Linked DNA regions of Homo sapiens: region 1 is linked to region 2. Evidence: read pairs that join two places in POLR2A ChIA-PET (ENCODE). Cell type or tissue: Caco-2. All regions are shown on one strand. Each heading gives the region's core, and the rest is flanking DNA. Links, peaks and the distances in the headings are about the cores only.

The links. ChIA-PET counts read pairs that join two places held together with the same protein. Peaks named below come from ENCODE experiments on the same cell type or tissue, not always from the same donor. Only the 100,000 strongest peaks of a DNase experiment are listed, where the experiment ranks them.
Region 1: POLR2A ChIA-PET joins it to region 2 with 19 read pairs; 2 of 35 experiments call an interaction of 5 or more read pairs at or near these places.

Annotation. Positions count from the first base shown.
Region 1 is chr5:13,496,449-13,507,762 of GRCh38, reverse strand. All of the region lies in intron 4 of LOC105374660 (a long non-coding RNA gene), which reads left to right. Among named protein-coding and RNA genes, the nearest start is that of DNAH5-AS1, 360 kb to the left of the region's middle. In Caco-2, for the core only: no CTCF peak of the experiment used is centred there; a DNase peak (open chromatin) is centred at 6,289.
Region 2 is chr5:13,584,870-13,596,183 of GRCh38, reverse strand. No RefSeq gene overlaps it. Among named protein-coding and RNA genes, the nearest start is that of DNAH5-AS1, 270 kb to the left of the region's middle. In Caco-2, for the core only: no CTCF peak of the experiment used is centred there; no DNase peak of the experiment used is centred there.

The DNA of each region.
Region 1 (11,314 bases), core at 3,254-8,253, 87 kb after region 2:
GTGCCCACCACCAAGCCCGGCTAATTTTTTTAGTAGAGACGGGGTTTCACTGTGTTAGCCAGGATGGTCTCGATCTCCTGACCTCGTGATCCACCCACCTTGGCCTCCGAAAGTGCTTGGATTATAGGCGTGAGCCACTGCACCTGGCTGCTTAAATTTTTTAATACTTGATTTACTTATTTATTCCTTAATTGGACATCTCATCAATATTTGTTGAGCATCTTCTCTGTGTGGCCTCTGTTCTAGGACTGAAGAGTACAAGTGTGAAAAAAAATCTTTTCCTGCTGTCTCACTCCTGCTCCTTCTGTATTGTTTTATCTGTGTCCTCCTTCTCTCCCTGACTTCTGAGATGTTGGATCATCCCATGGCCCAGTCCTCAGACCTCCTCTCTTCTTTATCTCTACGTCAGGAGTTGGCATATTTTTTTTTTTTCTGTAAATGACCACAGTAAATATTTTAGGCTTTTGCTAGGTGCACAGTCTCTGTCACCAATTACTCAGCTCTGCCAGGGTAGCACAAAAGCATCCACAGACAACGTCTCAATGAATACATGTGGCTGTGTTCCAATACAGCATTTGAACAAAAACAGGAAGGTGCCCTGATTTGGCTGCAAGCCATAGTTCATGGACCCCAATCTAAGTAATCTCAATCCTATGCTTTAACACCCTTTAAATTCCAGCAATCCATAAATGTGTAACACAGGCTCCAGCTGTGTATATCTAATTTCCTACTTGATATCTCTACTCGGATATTATTCATACCACTCTCAAACCTAACATTCCTAAGACAGAATTTCTGATTCCCTCCTCCCTGTGCAAATCTGCTCCCTCCCTAGCATTTCTCACCTGGCTAAATGGCATCTTTGTCCCATCCAGTTGCTCAAGCCCAAAGGAGTCATCTTTATTTTTTGCTTTTTGTAACATTCCTTCACCAATTTATCAGCAGCACCATTGACTCTACCTTTAAAATACATCCTAAATCAAACTGCCTGTCACAGTCGCTGCTTCTACGCCTCTACTCCAAGACATAATCCCCTCTTGCCTGAACTCCTTCAGTAGCTTCTTAAGGGCTCTCCTTTCTTCCACTCTTAACCTAATCCCCAGCCAGTAAAACACCATCAAGGTTTCTTATCTCCTCCGGAGTTTTAAATTCTCATATCTTTATTATGGTTCTAAAGCCCCATGGAGTCTGTTTCCTGACCTTCTCTCTCCCATATTTTCTACAGTTACTCACTTCTTGCTTTGCCACACTGGCCTTCTTGCTATGTCTTCAACCAGCAGAGCCTGCTTCTATCTTAGCACTGTTGCACTTGCTTTTCACTCTGCCTGGAAAGCAAATCCTTGAGGTAATTGCATACATCTCTCCCACTTCCTCAGCATGGCCCTACCTGACCACCCGCCCTAAATAAGATAATGCCCTCCTGATTCTCTCTCCTCTGTTGTAGGTTGCTAGGAGCCACAGTGTGACTGCCTGACACTATTTTGCACATGCATTAATTTATTATTTGACTCTTCTACTAGAATGCAATCTTTGCGAGTCAGGGACATTCCCATTTTGTCACTGTGATGTCCCTGTTTCTATAAGAGTAGGTGGCATGCAGCAGGTATTCAATAAATATTTGTTGATTGTCTGAATATATAAATGAATGAATGAATGAGGAAAGAAAAATACATTTCTTTTCCTTATAACCTTATAGTCCACTGGGGTGATTCAGAGAAGTCAGTAGTGAAATAGCATGGGAAGATCCTTAATAAGAATGGGACAGGGGATTATGGAACTCCATGCTGCCCTTAGATTTTGGTTGCCAGAATCATCTTTTTAGAGAATGCAAAATCTTAACTGAGAATTTAATGTTGAATAGTAGTTAACCATGTTAAGAGAGGCATGGACCTTTGGGTATGCTGTGACTAAGAGAAGGCAGGGAAGCCGAGCTAACTAAAAATCTGAATGTGATTTTTTGCATTACTCCTCTCTTATCTTAATTAATATTTAATGCCTACTTTTTACTAATCTTCAGCTAAGGAAATTGTTTAACTGACTCATAATATTGTATGTCTGATCATTGAGTTGCAATTGTCCCTGCCGGGACAAGAGCTATGAAATTGGTGACATTTATAGTGGTCAAAATTTTCTGTTGGTAACACACTGGCAAGTCACATCTCCTACTTGGTAAGGCCCTGGGGCAGTGATTTAGATGTGATAATTACCTTCATTCTCTGTCCTCACCTTAATGAATCATTCTGTCCTGGGGAGACTCAATTGTCTTGGATTGTCATGGCAACCTTACCATAATGGGGAAAAAGGCCTAAACTTTGAGAAAAACAAGATTAATAAGATTAAGCCATCATTCCTTCTCCTGCTTTGCCAGAAATGCAATTTTGTCACACTTTTTACCTGCAAAATATACACCACAAGATTTTTTTTTTTCAATTTAAATGTGCCAATGCTTTTAGCATGTCCACATTCTCATTTCAAGCTTTGTGAAACTGGCAGGGGTGGGAATTATCCCCATTTTACTTGGGTTAAGTTGTTTTCCTTTCTCCTGCTGATGGCATCCCTTAGCACCTGTTTGAAAACCCAAAAAGAATTAATTAATGAGACATTTCACATTGACAAAATATTACATAATGGCATCTAAAGTAGAGCTTAATCATACTAATGCATTTCCCACAATAGACAGTGGTACTTTTCAGTAATTTCAGAAATGGTTCAAGACAGGTATTCACAGCCAGACTAGGCAAACCATGCTGTTCATTTCAAACACATGGTATGAGGATTGTAAATTACATCAGGCCATTAAATTTTACTTCTCACCTGCTGAAAGGATATGGGAAACACTTCATATTCAATCTTTCAAAAACTGCATCACTCTTTCAGACAAATGATGTCAACTCATATGTCAGTGAAATGGATCCCATATGAATCTCTAAAGAAAAAATTTATTGGGTATTCAATTGGCAAGGGAATACAGGTATAATATGCTTAAACTAATAAAAAATAAACTATTTTGAAAATAAGAATTGCTCTTAGTTATTTTATTTTTATTAATTTAAAAACAGATTCCACAGATTTTGGACAACACTTATACCCCCAACTCATTTATGATCATTGTTAGGAACCAGATTGTGTCCCCTCAAAATTTATATATAGAGCCCTAATCCCCAGTGGGGCCGTATTGAGAGATAAAACCTTTAAAGGGATAGGGTAGGTAAGGGTAGCTCCCTAACCAATAGAACTAGTGTCTTTAAAAGAGGAAGAGACACCGGAGAGCTCTCTCTCTCTCCACCATGTGAAGACACAGCAAGAAGGCAGCTGTCTGCAAGATAGGAGGAGAAGCCTCACGGGAAACCAACCCTGCCAGCACCTTGATCTTGGACTTCCAGTCTCCAGAACTGTGAGAAAATAAATTTCTGGTGTTTAAGACACCCCATCTGTGGTATTTTCTATGGCAAAATACACCCCAAGCAAGACTAATATAATCATGTTGGGGATAGAAAGTACATACCGTATATGAGTTGTACTCTCAATGACCGTATGTCACAGATTTAATATACTTATAGAATTCCAAGAGTAATATGCTTATTTGTTGAACACTAAGATATGACAGACTTTTTCTGTATATCTTAATTCTAAACCAAAAAAAAATTACAAATGAAATCCCTGGATGGCTCTCTTCTGAATATTGTGAGATATATCTGATGGTTGACACATGGGCCACAGGAAGGTTGACCAACTGTCTGGTTTGGGACTTTTGGTGCTAAAACCAGGGATGTCCCAGACAAACTAGTACCAGTTGGGCACTCTGGCAAAGGCCTGTGCCTTAGTCATCATGGTCACTAGGCAAGTGAGTTCAGAGTGGTGGGACTTGTAATAGGGATTTTTAGTCAGGATCTTGTCAGGGTTGAATACTCAGACCAATTTTTAAAGAGAGATTTTAATGCAAAGAATTGCATTAATACGGAATTGTTGACTAGGAAACTGAAAAGGCAACCCCCCCCGCCCCCAAATATAGAGTAGTATATAGAGTAGCACCTGCAAGAAACAGACAGCATCCCTGGGGCTTGGGAATAAAAGGAAGAAGTTGGAGTTACTAAAATTTAGATGCTTAGATGAGTGGTGCCATTGGGCTGGGACTCAAGAGTCCTGAGAAGGGAGAGCTACTTGGCTGGTTGGTACTGACTCTGCTGGGGACCAATGGGACTAATTGTGCAAATGGAAAAATTGCAAACTGGAACCAACTGCTACTACCAGAATGAAGTGCCACTGCCAGGGTGAAGGAGATTTGCTTGAGTGATGCTGATAGGAGCAGAAGTCACAGAGAAGGACAGTGTCTCTTTTTATTCCTCAAAGCTTGCAGTCTCTTTCTAGATTCCCTTTGAAATAATCCAACAGGAAGCAGCCAAGAAAGCAGATGCTGGTTTACAGACTCCTAGTCCAGCATCATAAAACAGAATATAGAACGATTGGTTTGTGTTAAGACACTAGCTTAGTAACTGGCCTCAGGGGTAGGGGGTGGTTAATGAAACACAGGAAAAGTGTTCAAAAGGTGCTGGACAGCAACAGATATGACAAACATCCACTACAAACTGATAATCTGTAACAAAGCCTCTGCACTCTACGCCAAGGGAGGAGGGCTGAGGCACCCTTAGCCAGCAGTCAAAAAATGCTCTAAAAAGTGTAGCAGCTGTTTAGAAGCTGAAGAGACAGGCAGCAAGAAGTATCAGCTGGCAACAAAAGAGGAGGCAAGAATTTAAAAGCTGAGTACTGCTGAGGATATCGTGTGTGGGAGCAGTCAGCCTGTTTATTTCAATACCCATTAAAAGAAACAGGGAGAGAAGAAGGGAGCTACTTTTGTGCCAGGTACCATGCTAAGTCATTTAATGTGCTATGATGGAGGCATTATTTGCCATTTTGTGAAAGAGGAAACAAAGTCTTAAAGAAATGAACTATCATGATCTGGGTCAAATCCTTACATCACTTGTGGAGCAAGAATTTGAATCCAGGTTTGTCTGGCTTAACCCATTGCAGTAATTGATGGTTATAAGAGTGGTCTTAAAATAACAGCAAGCCCTCGGCTCTATAACTTCTCCTCTTTCTCCCACTCCCACAGAAGGGAGGGATCCTGGTAGGTAACAAAGGAAAGAATGGAGCTACAATAGACATAAAAATTAGAAGAAAGAAAAATTTCACTATCAAGGAAATACAGGAAGCTCCCCATTTTTTTTTCTAGGTGCATGGGTATGAGATTCCTGACTAGAGCAGTTAAATGATATGAATCTAACAGTCTTGGAGGAGGCAAGTTTATTGGAAAGTTTTCTTCCCAGTGAGTGGGCTTGGGAGAGGTGTCTTCTCTTAGTTTTTGCTCTAATTTTAGTTGGCAAGATTAGATAGGGACCCAATTTTGTGCTGGGTTTATCTTCCACAAAGGAAGCAGAAGCTAGAAGACTAAGACCAGATTAGAATAAGCTCTATGGAATAGGCTTTAGAAATCTTGTTCCACCTAAGTCTCTGAGTTCTATGTAAAGATGAATTGTAAGTTTCTGCATTGGCCAGTCCATGCCACTATGGTAGGTTCCTCAGTCTATTTTCTGTGGCTCTAACAGAATACCATAGACTGGGTCATTTATAAACAATAGAAATTTATTTGGCTCACAGTTCTGCAGGCTGGAAAATCCAAGAACAGGATCCCAGCATCTGCTCAGCGTCTTGTGAGGGCCTTCTTCCTGCATTAATATATGGCAGAAGGACAAGAGAGTGCACTCAAGAGCAAGAGAGTACCCATTTAAAGGCATTAAACCCACACACGTAGACAGAGCCCCCATGGCCTAATCACCTTGTAAAGGCTTCATCTCTTACTACTGTCACAATGGCAATTAATATCAACATGAATTTTAGAAGGGGCATTAAAACTATAGCATTTTTCCCTTGGACTCTTAAAACTCATGTTCTTCTCACATACAAAATACATTCATTCTATCCCAATAGCCCACAAAGTCTTAACTTATTTAAGCACCAACTCAAAAGCCCAAAGTCAGGCTGGGCGCTGTGGCTCACACCTGTAATCCCAGCACTTTGGGAGGCCAAGGTGGGTGGATCACCTGAGGTCAGGCATTCGAGACCAGCCTGGCCAACATGGTGAAACCTCGTCTCTACTAAAAATACAAACAAAATAGCCTGGCGTGGTGGCACGTGCCTGTAGTCCCAGCTACTCCAGAGGCTGAAGCAGGAGAATCACTTGAATCTGGGAGGCAGAGGTTGCAGTGAGCAGAGATGGCGCCATTGCACTCCAGCATGGGCAACGAGAGTGAAACTCCATCTCAGAAAAAAAAAAAAAAAAAAAAGCCCAAAGTCTTGTCTAAATAAGATACAGATAAGACTCAAGGCATGATTCATCCTGAGGCAAATTTCCTCCAGCTGTGAGCTTATGAAATCAAAACAAGTTATCTACTTGCAAAATACAATGATGGGATAGGCATAGGATAGACATTATCAATCCAAAAAGGAAAAGGAGGCAAGAAAGGAGGGATAACTGGTCCCAGTTAAGTCCAAAACCCAATGGGGTGACCAACATTACATTTTAAGGCTCTAAAATAATGTCTGTGACTCCATGTCTCACATCCTGGGCATAGCTGGTGGGGGTCCGCCCCCAAGGACTTCAGCAGCCCTGTCCCTGTGGCTTTGCTGGACTCCTCCCACCCAGCAGCTCTCACAGGTTTGTGTCTCGTGCCTGCATCTCTTCCAGGCTGGCACTGTATGCTGCTAGCCTAACAGCTCTGGAGTCTCTGAGGTAGCCTTATTCCCACAACTCCACTAGGCAGTGCCCTAGTGGGGATTCTCTATGTTGACTCTGACCCTGTATTTCTGCTTGGCATTGCTCTAGCAGGGGCTCTCTGCAGTGGCTCTATCTCTGCCACAAGTCTCTGCCTAAACCCCCAGGCTGTCTACAATGTCCTTTGCAATGTAGATGGAGACAGCCATGCCCCTACAGCTCTTGCATTCTGTGCGTCTGTAGAATTAGCACCACATAGATGCTTCCAAGTCTTACTGCTTATACCTTCCAAGTGGTGGGTCAAGCCACACATGTGCATACTTGGGCCATGGCTAGAGTAGCTGAAGAATGTGCACTGAAATGTTGGAAGCAGCCTTGAAGTGGCCCTGGGCAGTGAGTCCATGGAGGGTATCCTGGATTCTTCTCCCAAAACCAGCCTGCCCTGCTAGAGCTCTGGGCCTGTGATGGGAGGTATAGCCTTGAAGATCTTTGAAACGACTTAGAGGTCTTCCTTTTATTGTCTTAATGAATAGCACCTGTCTGCCTTCTATCAATACTAGTCTCTTTGGCAAATGGTGGCTTGACCACACCCTTAGTTTGCTCTCCTAAATGTGCCTTTTCACTCTTTAAATAGCTAGGCTGTGGATTTTCCAAATTGTTTTGTTCCATCTTTAAGCCATTTCCTTCTAGTCACATTTTATTGTATGTGGATAAAAGTAGCCACTGTACTTTGCTGCATACATATTTCTTCTACCAGAAATCCTAATTCATCACTCTTAAGTTCTGCATTTCATGAAGTCCTTGGGCATGGACACAATTCACCCAGGTTTTTGTGCAATTGTATAATGAGGATGGCCTTTATTTCAGCTTTCAATATCTTCTTCCTCATCAGAATGGCCTTTTCTGTACATATTGCTACCAAAATTCTGACCATGCCACTTAAGTAATCTCTAAGAAGTTCAGACTCTTCCTACACCTCTCTCCTCTTCTGAGCCCTCATCTGAATCACCCTTAATGCTCCATTTATAACAATATAGGCTTTTTCTAGTCTGCTCCTGCAAACTCTTCCAGCCTCTGTTCCGAAGGTCTTTCCACATTTTCAGGTGTCTGTTACTGTAATAATCCCAACACTCAGTACTAGTTTTCTCTTAGTCTGTTCTCCTAGTCTGCTGATATAACAGAATACCACAAACTAGGTAATTTATAAACAATAGAGATTTATTTGGCTCATAGTTTTGGAGGATGAAAAGTCCAAGAACACGGTGCTGTCACCTGCTTGGCACCTGCTTGCTGTGTCCTAACATGGCCAAAGGGCAAGGGTGCGGGATACGGTTTGGCTCTGTGTCCCCACCCAAATCTCACCTTGAATTATAATTCCCATAATCCCCAAGTGTCAATGGTAGGACCAGGTGGAGGTAATTGAATCATGGGTGCAGCTTCCCCCATGCTGTTCTCCTGATAATGAGTTAGTCTCACAAGATCTGATGATTTTATAAGCGTCTGACATTTCCTCTGCTCGCACTCACTCTGTCCTGCTGCCCTGTGAAGAATGTGCCTGCTTCTTTTTTGTCTTCCATCATGATTGTAAGTTTCCTGAGGCCTCCCAGTCATGCTGAACTGTGAGTCAATTAAACCTCTTTACTTTATAATTTATCCAGTTTGGGGTGTTTCTTCATAGCAGTGTTAGAACAGACCAATACAGTGCATGAGGGCAAAAGAGAATCTACTCCCCAAAGCCTCCCTTTTAGAGGAATTAAACCTACCCATGGGCGGGGGGAGCCCTCATGGCCTAATCACCTCTTAAAGGCTCCACTGCCTAATACTGCAACAATGGCAATTAAATTTCAACATGAGATTTAGAGGGGACATTAAAATCATAGCATTTGGTAAATCCTCTAGAGTTAAGACAGCCATTTGGCTAGAGTACACAGGAACTTGAGTGTGGTGGCGGATACTGACAAGGGGTGGATGCAGAAAAGAATAATTTACCATTATGCTTGCTAACTCCATTTAAGAAAGCAGGAAAGGGTAAACCATATTTTAGAACTTTCTCACGACCATTTATTTGGTTATTAAATAAGATTCAGCTAAATGAAAAATCCATGACAGATCATATGTAAGGTCACAAAACAAGTTTTAACAAATTTAAGAAGATGTAAATAATATCAAATATCTTTTTCTGAATGCAATGGTATAAACCTAGAGATCAGTAATAAAAGAAATTTCAGAAAATACATAATTATGTAGAAATTAAACAACAGGTTCTCAAAGAATCAATGGGCCTGTTATCAAAAATATCATGAGATCTACAGAGGAGGCAAAGAGAAACTTTATTTTTCAATAAAATATGATTCACAAATCTGGATAACTTGACCTGGGAGAAACCAAGAGTATATGCTCCACCAAAAATGGGGGAAAATCTGAACTTTATGCCTTGCAAGATTTGCTTAGTACACATAGTCAGCTAGGAGTGGGGAGTTTAGGAATATTTATAAAGGTGAGCAAATATTTGCATAGTGAGAAAACATTTAGGAAACATACATAAAAGCCATGTTCACTTTGGGGTGGAGTTTTAACAATAAAATAGGTGGAATTTGGCTTTTACCTCAGGAGGTCTTTTGCAGGACATAAGAAAAGTCTATGTGCAGACTTTGGCTGCTGGCCAAAACTTTCTGTGGTGTTTTTGCAGGAGAAAGTTACTAAAATCAGTTTCTTGTCCAATCAAGGCTGTAGTTATAACTTGTGAAATTGAATGGGATTGGTCAGTCGTATCTGGTGATCAATGAGTGGCAATTATTTTGTACTGTTTATCTTGAGGCCATTGCTTGCTTAGCTGCTAGAGAAAAAGAAAAAGTCTTATGGCAGTTAGAACACAGTTTATTCTTTAAATGTAAGGGTTTGTAACAACCTTTGCTTGGCATAGCCTTAGGTCTTATTTACAATTTGTTATCTTATGACCACAAAGAGTCCATTCCATCAGACTTATTATCTTTATTTTAACAAGTCAAAGACAAAAATCAAAGGTAGATTAAAAGTATCTTTAGATAAATGAAAATGGAAACATAACATAACAAAACTTATGGGACCCAGCAAAAGCATTTCTAAGAGGGAAGCTTATAGCAATGAACCCCTACATCAAAACAGAAGAAAAATACCAAATAAACAATCTAGTACTATATCTCAATGAACTAGAAGAGGAATAACAAACTAAGTCCAAAATTAATAGAAGGAAATAATAAAGATTGGAGCAGAAATAAATGTAATAGAGACTAGAAAATCAATAGAAAAGATCAACACAAGTAAAAGCTGGTTTTTTTTGAGAGAAACACAATGAACAAATCCTCAGCTAGATTAAGAAGAAAGGGAAGACTCAAATAAATAAAATCAGAAATAAAAGAGGAAACATTATAACTGATACCATGGAAGCACAAAAGATCACGAGGCTACTATGAACAGTTATACACTAATACATTGTATAACCTAGAAGGAATAGAGATACCTTTTTAGACACATGCTACTTAACAAGACTAAATCATAAATAAATAGACATCTGAACAGACTAATAATGAGTAAGGAGACAGAATTAATAATAAAATGTCTTCCAAAAAAATTAGCCAGGCGCCATAGTGGGCGCCTGTAGTCCCAGCTACTCGGAGGCTGAGGCAGGAATGGCGCGAACCCAGGAGGCGGAGCTTGCAGTGAGCCAAGATCGCGCCACTGCACTCCAACCTGGGCGACAGAGCGAGACTCCGTCTCAAAAAAATAAAATAAAATAAAATAAAATAATAAAATAATAAAATAATAGAAGGTCTTCCGTCAAAGAAAAAGCCCAGGGCTTGATAGGTTCACTGCTGAATTATCCCAAATACTTAAAGAAAGCAATTCTTCTCAAACTCTTCCAAAAAACTGAAGAGAAGGAAATACTTCCAAACTTGTTTCAAGAGGACAACATTATCCTGATACCAAAGCCAGGCAAAGACAGCAAAAGAAACAAAAATTGCAGGCTGATATTCCTAATGAATATAGATACAAAAGTTATTTACAAAATACTAGCGAAGTGAGCTCAACAACACCTTAAAAAGATCATTTAAAATTATCAAGTGAAATTCATTCCTGGGATGCAAGGACAAGTTCAACATATGCAAATCAATAAATGTGATACACCACATTAACAAAATTAAGGACAAAACCATGTAATCATCTCACAGAGGCAGAAAAGGCATTTGACAAAACACAAGATCTTTCATGCTAAAAACTCTTAAGAAATTAGGTATGGAAGGAATTTAGCTCAGCACGATATAGGCCATATATGACAAGCCTGTAGCTAACATCGTACTCAACAGTAAAAAGTTGAAAGCTTTTCCTTTAAGATCAAAAACAAGATAAGGATGTCCACTTTTACCACTTCTATTTAACATAATACTGGAAGCCCTAGCTGAAGCAATTAGGTAAAAGAAGGAAATAAAAGGCATCTAAATTGGAAAGAAGAAAGTAAGTTGTTTTTCTGTTTGCAAATGACATACTCTTATAAATAGAAAACCATAA
Region 2 (11,314 bases), core at 5,054-10,053:
GCAGACGTATGTTCCTCCCCTCCCACGGGCTCTGAGACTGCAGAACAGAGCTCTGTGGACTCTCTCCACCCTACACACATTCTGCCTGATTTGGGTTACTTTATTTTTGAGCACGAAAAACAGGAACATGGTTCTGAAAGTCAGAGGTGTATAAAACAAACGGTATTCTCAGAGAACACCTCTCCCACTGAACCATTTTACATCATTTCTATTCCACTGTTCTTTCCACCTTGTTTTTGCTCACCCACCAATCACATCAGTTTCTGGTTTGTTCTTCCACAACTGAGCAAACATGTCTTTATTTTCTTATTTTTCCTCCTTATCTTCTGGTTTTAGAGTCTTTTTTAAGTAGAATAGAAGTGCCCTAATCCAATTGAATTGTTACTAGTCATTGGTTGGTTAGATTTTTTTAAACCCACCCAGTTCTGTTGGGAAGCATAACAGAATATTTGTTATTCTCATTTTTGTTGATTTCTAAGTGCCTGAGCACAGCCCATTAGCCAGGCATTCTGCTAAGCACTTTAAATCCATTATCTCCTGTAATCCTCACAATAGTTTGTGAGGTTAATACTATTATTATTCCCATAATAATAACCTACCTGTCTTGGTTAAAGATACCAAGACTGGTAGGAGGTGGTGGAGTCTGGATTTGAATTCAGGCACTTCGGACTCCTCCTTTACTCTCAACCCTGATGGTGTTTTTTCTGTAGAAACATCCTTTGCCTTAGTCCAATCTGATGCCTATATTTTGGGTTCCCTTTGTTGGGCTTTATCATCAGTTTGATTCCATCAGTTCTATACCTTTGAGAAATTTCTCTTCATCTTGTTTGCTGGTGAAGACCTTTTCTGATTCTGCTGTAATTTATCCTCTGTTGTATTATATTCTGGTCACATCAGTGGGACATTGGTTTCCAAAAAAGGCAAAAGTATGTGATCTCTTGGCTATCTTCAGTTGGAAGTTTCCCTATTTTTTCTTCAAAATATCTGAATCAGACTCCCTTTGTGCAGACAATTTTCTCTATGTGTTGTTTTGAAATCTATTTCCCCAAAATTGTAATGAAATTCCAAGGGTTATATTTTATTTCTAATTTCTTATTATTGTTTGTAATTTGCAAAAGTTCAGTTTTCAGTTTCTGTCCTGTCAACGTTCATCTCAAGCCCAAAACTCATTTCTGAAGTGATTAGTGATGTAGAAAACACTTTTATGCCTGAATAAAACACATTCTAGAAAGCACATCCTGGAGAGTGGCAAATCCTTTGGATTAGGAAGAAAATTTCATTGTTTTTAAAAAATCTTTTGCTCAATCTGGATCATCCTTTTTTTTTTTTTAACACGGCATATTTGTTTGATACTGAGTGTTTTCTACTTACAAGATACAAACTTGACATGACAGACAAAATACTCTCCTACTTGATCTATAGCTATACTTTTATACTTTAACAGGCTTACTTGATGATTAACTAATTGTCCACATTTTTTTCATCTTCCAGTACCATGAAGAATTTTTAATTGCCATTCTTGTTCATTCTTTCCCATGGGATGGCTTTCATATACAAGAAGAAGGTCTTATGCTTCCTGTGTCCATCGTTTAACAAGAATACTTGAGTTTACGAAATTATCTATTACACTAAGATCTGGCTAAACACATTTCAGTAAATAAGGAGAATTTCCCTTGAATTTAAAGCTCTTAAATGATTTAGAGTTTTTTTTTTTGCCTCCTTTCCCACAAAAAAATTTTCTTTCCTGTCAAAACCAGTGAAAATAATTTAAGTCTAGACTAGTATGTTGCTAAGCTACTAGCAAAATATGGATACACCATTCTGGCTAAAGAATTCTTAACTTTTTAATGTTCTGACTATAGGGTGTTTGACTCTGCAAATTTCTTCTACTGTGGATTTTCCTTCTACAATATTAATAGTTACAACAGATTGCTGTCTTCCCACAGCAGGGACTTTGGCACCAAAAAGAGCTATGATGGCAGATGTACTCTCACCTCTCCCACATGTAGCACTTATTTCATGAGGAAAGTTCTAGGATTCAAAATTAAAGAAGCAATGGGTTTTGAAGAATGAGCCTCATACCAGCTGCTTAGCAACAACTCACCATTCTTTATTCTTTATAATCCTAATGAAAAAGAATTAGTACTCCATTTAAGACTGCTATTAATACATGATAATGTTGCTTTCCCTTGGGATAGCCCATATTATACAGTGCTGGCATGGTAACACTCTTTGGTGCTTGAGTCGTCTCTATACATTTGTGGTCAATGGCTGTTTATAGGCTGGGTGCATAGATGGAGTTCTGTCGGGAAAAAGAATTCTACTCAGATCAGACCTATCAACTAAAGAGACTCTAATGGAAAACTCTAGAGATGTAGCAAGATAGAGGGGAAAAAAAAACAGAGGATGTGGATCCACCCTGGGAGTCGCAGAGTTGGAAATTTGGGTCCTCCCACTGACTATGAAGCAGAGACCCAAGGAGCCAGGAAAAATCCAGTATTTAAGAATCAGATTTCTAGGACACAGAATGGTCACAAAAGAGTAGAAAGGGATGGGAGATGGGGGAGGGGAGGGCAAGCAGAGTGTAAGCTGCACACAGGTAATAGATTAGATGTTTTAAATAGGGTCCCTTTGTCATTTATCCTCATAACAGCAAGCTGACAGGCTGTGTTGCCATTTATAAATGAAGAAAGTAGACTTCAGACCCCTTACATCTGTCTAACGTCCAACAGGGAAGCAACAGTGGAGCTGGAATGCACTTGAATGTCCTCGAAGATGATGTTTTTATACTTTATGTAACACTGGCTTTAATATATTTTAACACAGGATCATGCTACTTTTATGCTGTAAATTATTCAGTAATTCTCTGTTATCTTTGAGATAATATCAGACTTTGTAGTTTAGCATGAAAAACCTGTCGGTATCTGGCCCCTTTTCCTCTTCAACTCATGTGTCGACCTCCCAACATCTGAACCTCTTCACATTTCCTTACTCCCCATCCACTCAGTTTTCACATTTCAGGATGTTTGTAAATGTTGCACATTTTCGTGGTACCCTTTCAATTCAGTTTTCACCTCTCACCATCTGATTTTGGTCTTTCAAAACTCAGTTCAGCTACAGTGTCACTTCCACCTGGAAATGTTCCAGGACCTCATGCATCCAATCTGGGTTAGGCACCTTTCTCCAAATTCACACAACGTAATTTGACAGTCACAGTCACAGAACTAACTGCATGGTGCTGTGTGCCTTTCTCACTGGACTGTGTTTGAGGGCAAAGATTGCTTTTTATTTATCTTTTTATCCCCCAGGCCTAGCTCCCCAGCTGGCATATGGAAGGCTCCACGCACTATTCATTGTTGAACAATGAATGAATACTCTGAATTATTGAGTCTTTAGCTTTTTTGCATACAATATTTACTTCTGGAGGGGAGAAGGGATACTAAATCCCCAATGCTCTAGGTACAGGTAACATACATGTGCAGTGTTACTTCAGAGGATGTGCTACAGCATCAAAGGATTCAATTTCCCAAAATAAAAGAATTCCTTTGATACAGAACAAAAGCAAGGGGACATTATTGAAACACATTTACCTTAAAGTTGAAGGAAGGCTAACTATCTGCTGAAGCACATCTGATACACCAGAATAGATGGATCTGCTAGATAAAGAATGAAGAGTGACCCTCAGGTAAAATATATGACAGGTTTTAGCTATCTGGATTGTGGGGGTGGGATAGGTTGGGAAACAGCCCTGGAGATATTTGAGGACAATAAGGAACAAAATGTGCAATAGAAAAAGTCAGTGGACCAGCCTGGCCAACATGGTGAAACCCTGTCTCTACCAAAAATACAAAAATTAGCCTGGTGTGACGGTGGGTACCTGTAATCTCAGCTACTCGGGAGGTTGAGGCAGGAGAATCACTGGAATGCGGTAGGCAGAGGTTACAGGGTGCCAAGATCACGCCACTGCACTCCAGCCTGGGCAACAGAGTGAGACTCTGTCTCAAACAACAACAACAAAAAAAGTCAATGAAAATTCAGATGATAGCCCAAGGACAGACATTTGAATTTCTCCCTCTTAGTTCTTACGTGTGTGTGTGTGTGTGTGTGTGTGTGTGTGTTGCGGGGCGGGGGCTCCATTTCAAAAGAGAGAAGAAAATTAGAGAGGATTTGAGCTAACAGGGGAAAGATGATATAGAATAGCAAGTCAGGAAGATAGAATTGGAGAAATGAGAAAACAAAAACTGAGAGCCAGAAAGAGGTGAGATTGTCCATTAGTGTTTCTCAAATATGGTGGAGAGAGGTTGGAAGGGCAGTGATATGTTGGAAAACTGCCCAGTAGAAAGAGGAAGTGATTCAGTCTTCTCCTATTCTGTATCTTGGCTTTGCCTGGTCATGCTTCTGTGGTTTTAACTGAATATTAGAGACTAAATGGGTTGGGCTAAAAACTGTTGAATGTTACATAGATGGGGCCAGCAGGCAAAACTATTTATTAGAATAGAAGTTGAAGGCAGTGGTGAACGAAGATTAAATAAAAACTGTCAATTTGGGCTATTGTTTAAAGCCTAATGGGTGTTATGAAATCTGCTTTTAGTTTCATGGTTTTCTCAAGGAAATTAAAATTAATTTTGTGAGCTTCAGGGTAAAAAGGAACTCAGGAAAAATGCAAAATTTTGTAAGTGTTTTTAAGTGTTGGGAACATTTTGTTATGTGGAATTAGGAACTTTACTTGACTAATAATGTGAGAACAGTAGCAACATTTTGGTGTATGTGGGTTTAAAAATATTATTCATAGGTAGCATATGCCATGGGGGACTTCAGAATATGAAATTAAAAAACATATTTTAAAAATTGTGGCAGAATTTGAGGGAAATAAGAATTTAACTTAAACATGTAAGCACCCCCATTCTTTTTTCCTAGTTATGGCATAAGGAGATTTTGTATAATTATAGTCTAGTGCTGTTGTGGAAGAAAGAAAATATTAACAAATCATTTTTTTTCTATGAAGTGAAGGAAACATCTAGAAAGCTTTTCAGCTACTTTACTTGCCAGACAGTAATAACATATGTAAGTTTAAATAAAGTACTGAAAGCTACTTTTGCCCTCTGATGATAAAGTATTTTGTTATGCCTTTCAATAGGTATTTAATTTTTCTTTTGGCAGTGGATAGAAAACCTCTCTTCTCCAATATGTTTAAAGCTTTGACAATTTTTCCTCAGTGGCTGCATTGTAGATTAGGAATTAACTTCCAGGGAATGTGGAAGAGGCCATATGCTAAGAACCTAAACCCTAAAGACCTGATTTTTGAATATGTTAACAGATTTGGTGTCCGCACTTAAACTTGGTTTGTAGAGTGGTAAAAATTGAGTCCAAGACCACCCTATTACTCTCCTTACCTGTGAAAGTTAGAATGCTAGAAGATTGTCTTTTCTTCCCCCTACTTTATTATCAACAGTATTCATAAAAGAGAGAAAATAAGTTACTACAAAAAAGCTACATTCTTCATTTGCATTATATTACTGTGTTTTCCTATACAGTATTTGATATGAGTGAAAATCAAGGGGTTATTTTAGAATAGAAACATACATCAGAATATGGGGGTATTGGAATTGTCAAACTATGATTATTTTTTTCTCTGGACAACTCCCGACTGTTAGGCAAGCCAATAAAGAGGTGAGTTTTGGACAAATAGAATGGTCTTGCTTTTCCTGTCTTCATTAACAGAGTAAAGATTTGCATCTCAAGATGAATTGTACTGTGTTTGTAGAGGCTCCCAAAGGTGCAAAGTACACCTATTGATAGGGTAGCAATATCATTTTCAAGAGAATATAAGGCAGTAGTGACTAACAATGAAGTGAAGTTCTGCAAACATGTTTTAAGAGCAATCAGGTAATTTTGGTCTATTTCTGTATTTTATCTGTTTTCTAAAATATGCGTCACCTTTATTAGATCACGAGCCTTTTGAAGTCACAGCCTATATCTTATGCATTTATGCATCTGCAATTCTTAGCACAATCCCTGGCACATGTGTATACTGAAGACAATTATTGTATAAAACTCATGCCTGGGTCCTATAGAAGAGGAGGCCTCCAGATGGAACTGAGGGACTCACAATACATTCTTGTTCACACCTAAGACTTCAGCTTCCTGAAAAGATAATCTCCCCACCAGAGAGTAAGATAGTCTCCACAACTTAGCCTCAGGCATGCAGGTTTGGTTTTCAGGGACTCAGGTGCACCTAGGGCAGTCCTGGAGGAAGAGGGTAGACAAAATCCCACAAAAGCAGATGTCAGAAACTTTGGAGATCATATGAAACTGGGTAGATTTACTCGTGTCTTTATGTGTGAGACTTGAAATTCCAGACATTCTTAGAGATGGATGAACTTTTTTTTTTTTTTTTTTGAGATGGAGTCTTACTCTATCACCCAGGCTGGAGTGCAGTGTCACAATCTTGGCTCACTGCAACCTCCATCTCTCGGGTTCATGCAATTCTCCTGCCTCAGCCTCCCAAGTAGCTGGGATTACAGGTGCCTGCCACTACGCCCGGCTAATTTTTGTATTTTTAGTAGAGAAGAAGTTTCACCATGTTGTCCAGGCTGGTCTCATACTCCTGACCTCAAGTTATCCGCCCGCCTCAGTCTCCCAAAGTGCTGGAATTACAGGCGTGAGTTACCACGCCCAGCTGAGATGGATGAACTTTTAAGGGTTTAACTGTTAATGGTTGGTGTTTTATGTGAGGCAAGAATCTGAGATATCTGGGTTATTGCTATTAACACAATTCCTTTCTACTCGTGGACTGTGTAATGTACAGAAACTTCCTGATACTTCATAATAGGCTTTTTATTTCGACTTCCTAGGTGCTGGACCTCCCTTTATTTATTTATTCAGAGAAACTTTCAAAAGGCGTATGAGATTTTTATTTTAAACAGCAGGGTAAACCTAGGTTATGAAGAGATTAATATTGTTACTACATATTGGTATTGACTGGACTATTTGCTCTTAATTATAGAATCTTGGCTTCCTATTTACTTTGGCCTCATTGATCTGGGACAAACAGCATTGTTAATGAGGATGGTTCTCGTCATTAAATCCCTGAAGTTCTTGCCTTAGCATCTGCTTTCCTTAAATAGTTGTTGTTTTCTAACACACTAATGCCACTAATTGCAGTATTGAGGGTTAATAACATTCAAATGAGTCCATTGATTTACACAAATCAATTTGTGTGCAAACTGTTGATAGAAAACATTAACAGAAGAGTAGAGATTTTTTTACTTAAGAAAATGGGATTTATACACACTGAATTTATAAAACTGATTACTAAATAATGGTTTGATTATAAGAAAATTCTCCATATTTTAAATATTGATTACCAAAATATATTTAAAAATATAATTCAAAAATTGTTTCTTTTGTAGAGTTTTCTACATTAAAATAACCTCTAATTCCTGTGAAGACAGTCAAAGATAATCAAAACAATGTCAGAAAGTACCCAAAATATCTAACTACATTTAGAAAATACATTAAGAAATGCTGCGTTTTTCTATTGCAAAGGCACAATATTTTCTTGACATTAAAATACTATCTACATAGACATGCTGTTAATTATGGCAGTTTGAAAAAAGAGAAATACTACTATGAACATATACATTATGATGTAAGTGCTGCATTCAGAAATGTAACGTGTGTAACTATGTGCTTATTAAAACCTTAGTACTTGTAAATTAACTTCAGGAATTGTAGAAAACTTAAAGAAATGGAGAAATATGCTATATCCTGGAGGGAAAGACTAAATAAAATAATGATATCATGTTTTTTAAAATTAATCTAAAAATGATGTTGAAATAAAGACAAGAAATTTGTAGGGAACAAATTAATGCTTAAGTTTACTACAAACAGTAGCCAAAAAATTTGGAAGTTTGAAAAAAATTCCTGCTGAAGTGGAGGTAATGTTTTTTAATGGGTTATGATTATAAAAATAGATTTCTTTCATTTCTAAAAATAATGAGTGGTCACACAGGTCAATGAAACAAAACAAAGTACAGAAATATTATATGTACTTATGCACACAAATGACAACTGTATATATCCATATATATGGAATGAGAAAATTTTGTAGGTGATAAAATTTGTAGTTCAAGCCAGGCTAGAAAAGTCAAATTATTTAATAAGTGATAGTAAGATAGCTAAGCATTCATCTGGAAAAAAAACAATGACTATATAATGACATATTTCAATATTAATTGCAAATGGATTAAATATATAATTGTAAGAAAATTATATGAAATTATAAACACTCTAAAAGAAGATATGGGAAGACAAATTTATAATCTTAGGGTGTGAAAGTCCTTCCTAAGCATGACTGAACACCAAAAAGATAAAATGAAAATAGCTGAATGATTGGATTATATAAAGATTAAATGCTTGCCTATAGAAAAAGACACCATAAACAAAGTTAAAAGACTAAAATTAGAATGAGTAAAATATATGCAATACGTACTACAAAAGAAGACCAACAGTACTGACAAATCAAGGGTTCCTACATATGAAAAATAAGGACAATATGCAAAAATGCATAGAGAAAGAATTACAAATGGCCAGCAAATAAATGAAAAGAACATCAGACATTATCAATCAGAGAATTAGAAATTAAGGCAATTGAATTCTATATTTATTCTCCCTTTTGGCTTATCAGGGTATAAAAGTTTATTAAAAAAACTATTATATCTAGTTGGTAATGCTGTAGCAAAACGGGCCATTATACTGTTTGTTGGTGTTATAAATTTATATAGCCAATATAAATGGCTATATAAATAGCTTTGGGGGTGTCTTTGGCTGCCTTTCTTGCATTTAATGGGTGCAGCAAACCAACATGGCACATGTATACATATGTAAGAAACCTGCACGTCTAAGTACCCTAGAACTTAAAGTATAATAATAATAATAATAATAATAATAATAATAATAAAAGAATATCTACCTTGAGAACTAAGTTCCACATAAATACTTGCTGTCCTGTGGTTCCCCTGTAGAAGCATGGGATCGGTACCTACTCAAATTTGGTGCAGATATCTAGATGCCACGCATGTGACAAGAGAATATGAAAAAAAATTATTACATAATGAAGCTTTTTGAGGAGAGCAGAGCAGGCTCCCAAGCAGTGTGACATAGCTTGAGAGAGCAAAGGGGAGTGAGTGGCAATGGGGAACAATACACGCTGGGGCCTGTCAGGGGGTGGGGTGGAGGGAGGGAGAGCATTAGGAAATGTAGCTAATGCATGCATGCTGGGCTTAATACCTCGGTGGTGGGTTGACAGGTGCGGCAAACCACCATGGCACACGTTTACCTATGTAACAAACCTGCACATTCTACACATGTACCCCGGGACTTAAAATAAAAATTAAAATTAAAAAGAGGAGTGAGTGTCTTGGAATTTAATTGTAGTTAGCAGGTTCTTGTGTGGGGCCAGGGCTTGCATGAATTGAATTTCCCACTGGCACAAGGGAAGAGAAAGCATGGGCTTTTCTTTCAGCTTCCCCAGATGTGGGGCAAGAGGGGAAGAGGGTGGTGGCATGAGGCTTGAAAGCTGTCAGCAGTCAAACATCCAGAAATCGATAAAGACTCTTCATTATACTTGCATGTAAACTCAGAGAGACATTTATTAGGACATTCACTAGAGTGTTGCTTGTAATAAAGGGAGCATAGAAACAATGTAAATAGATCCTGGTCCACTTACATTATGGAATACTATGGAGTAAGAAAAAAATACACAATGGGGTAATTGTGGGGTTATTGATATGGGAAGATTTCCATCATTTGTTATCAAGCTAAAAGAATATATGTGTGTATAGTAGAATCCAACTTATACAAAAAATAAAATGCAATTTCTATACAATGTTTTGTATGTGATTTATATAAAATCAGGATTATTCAGAGGACTACTTAGGATGGGTGTTGATTTGAAGAAAGACGAAACCCAGCATACAATTAAGGAACTATGTATACTTTTACCATGTTTGTTGGAGGAAACAAAGCAAAGCAAAACACAAGATTAGGTGGAGATGAGGTAACTTAGGATGCATTCATAGCATTCGGTAAATAATGCATCAAAACTTTGGAAATTCCCATCATCCTTTATCTACCCCATTTTCACCTAATGTTGCAGTAACTTTCTAATTTTTTCTCCTCCAGGGTTCCTTCGAACCCTCTGAAGTTCAGCTCGCCAAGGTCATTTTTATATCTTTAGGATTTTCTCTCTTTTCTATGCAGTGTTTTCCTCTCTCTCTCTTTTTTTTTCATCAGCTCATTTCTCCTTCCTACATGAAAAGTCCGCTACCTCTCTAAATGCCTCTCTCCCTCATTTGCAACTCCCACTACCTCAACATAAGCCGCACAAATTTTTGGTATTTTTTAAACAAATATTTTAAAGGAAGTTTATAAACACACGCAGTATATACAGTTTTGTAAATCTGGGATCTGTTTAACATTTTTTTAAATTTAACATGAGAGCATCTTTCCCTATAACATTATATAGTCTGCCCAACATGAAAACATGTTGTATACTGTCTTGTCATAACAATACTGTAACCATAATCAGATGAGTAAACTTTAGTCAAGCAGAATTTAAGTAGCTTGCCCAAAGTCAGGAAGTTAGCAAGTAGACGAGCCACAGCTGACCCCAAGCAGTTCTGCCTCCAGGGAAAGGTCAGAACTCGAGCTCTATCCTTCCTTGGGGGTAAACTCCATTTGTGCTTTGGCATTAGCCTAGGGACTTTTTTATTTATTTTATTTTATTTTTTATTTTTTTGAGACAGAGTCTCACTCTGTTACTGAGGCTGGAGTGCAGTGCTGTGATCTTGGCTCACTGCAACCTCCGCCTCCCGGGTTCAAGCGATTCTCCTGCCTCAGCCTCCCGGGTAGCTGGGATTACAGGCATGCACCACCAGGCCTGGCTAATTTTTGTATTTTTAGTAGAGATGGGGTTTCACCATGTTGGCCAGGCTGGTCTTGAACCACTGACCTCAGGTGATCCACCCGCCTTGGCCTCCCAAAGTGCTAGGATTACAGGCGTGAGCCACTGTGCCTGGCCACCTAGGGAATACTTAAATTTTTCAACCTTATTTTATTTTATCAGTAAAGGATGTCTTATTGGGGAACTTACAGACAGAAGCTTGGTCTTGGGCATTTGCAGGACAGATCTCTGCACAGCAACCCCACCACACCCAGGGCTTGTATACCACAGGGAAAGGAGTACATGGTCTGTACAAGGCAATTAAAGACAACTCTCTAGAACAGGCAAGAATGCTGTGTGTCATAGCCT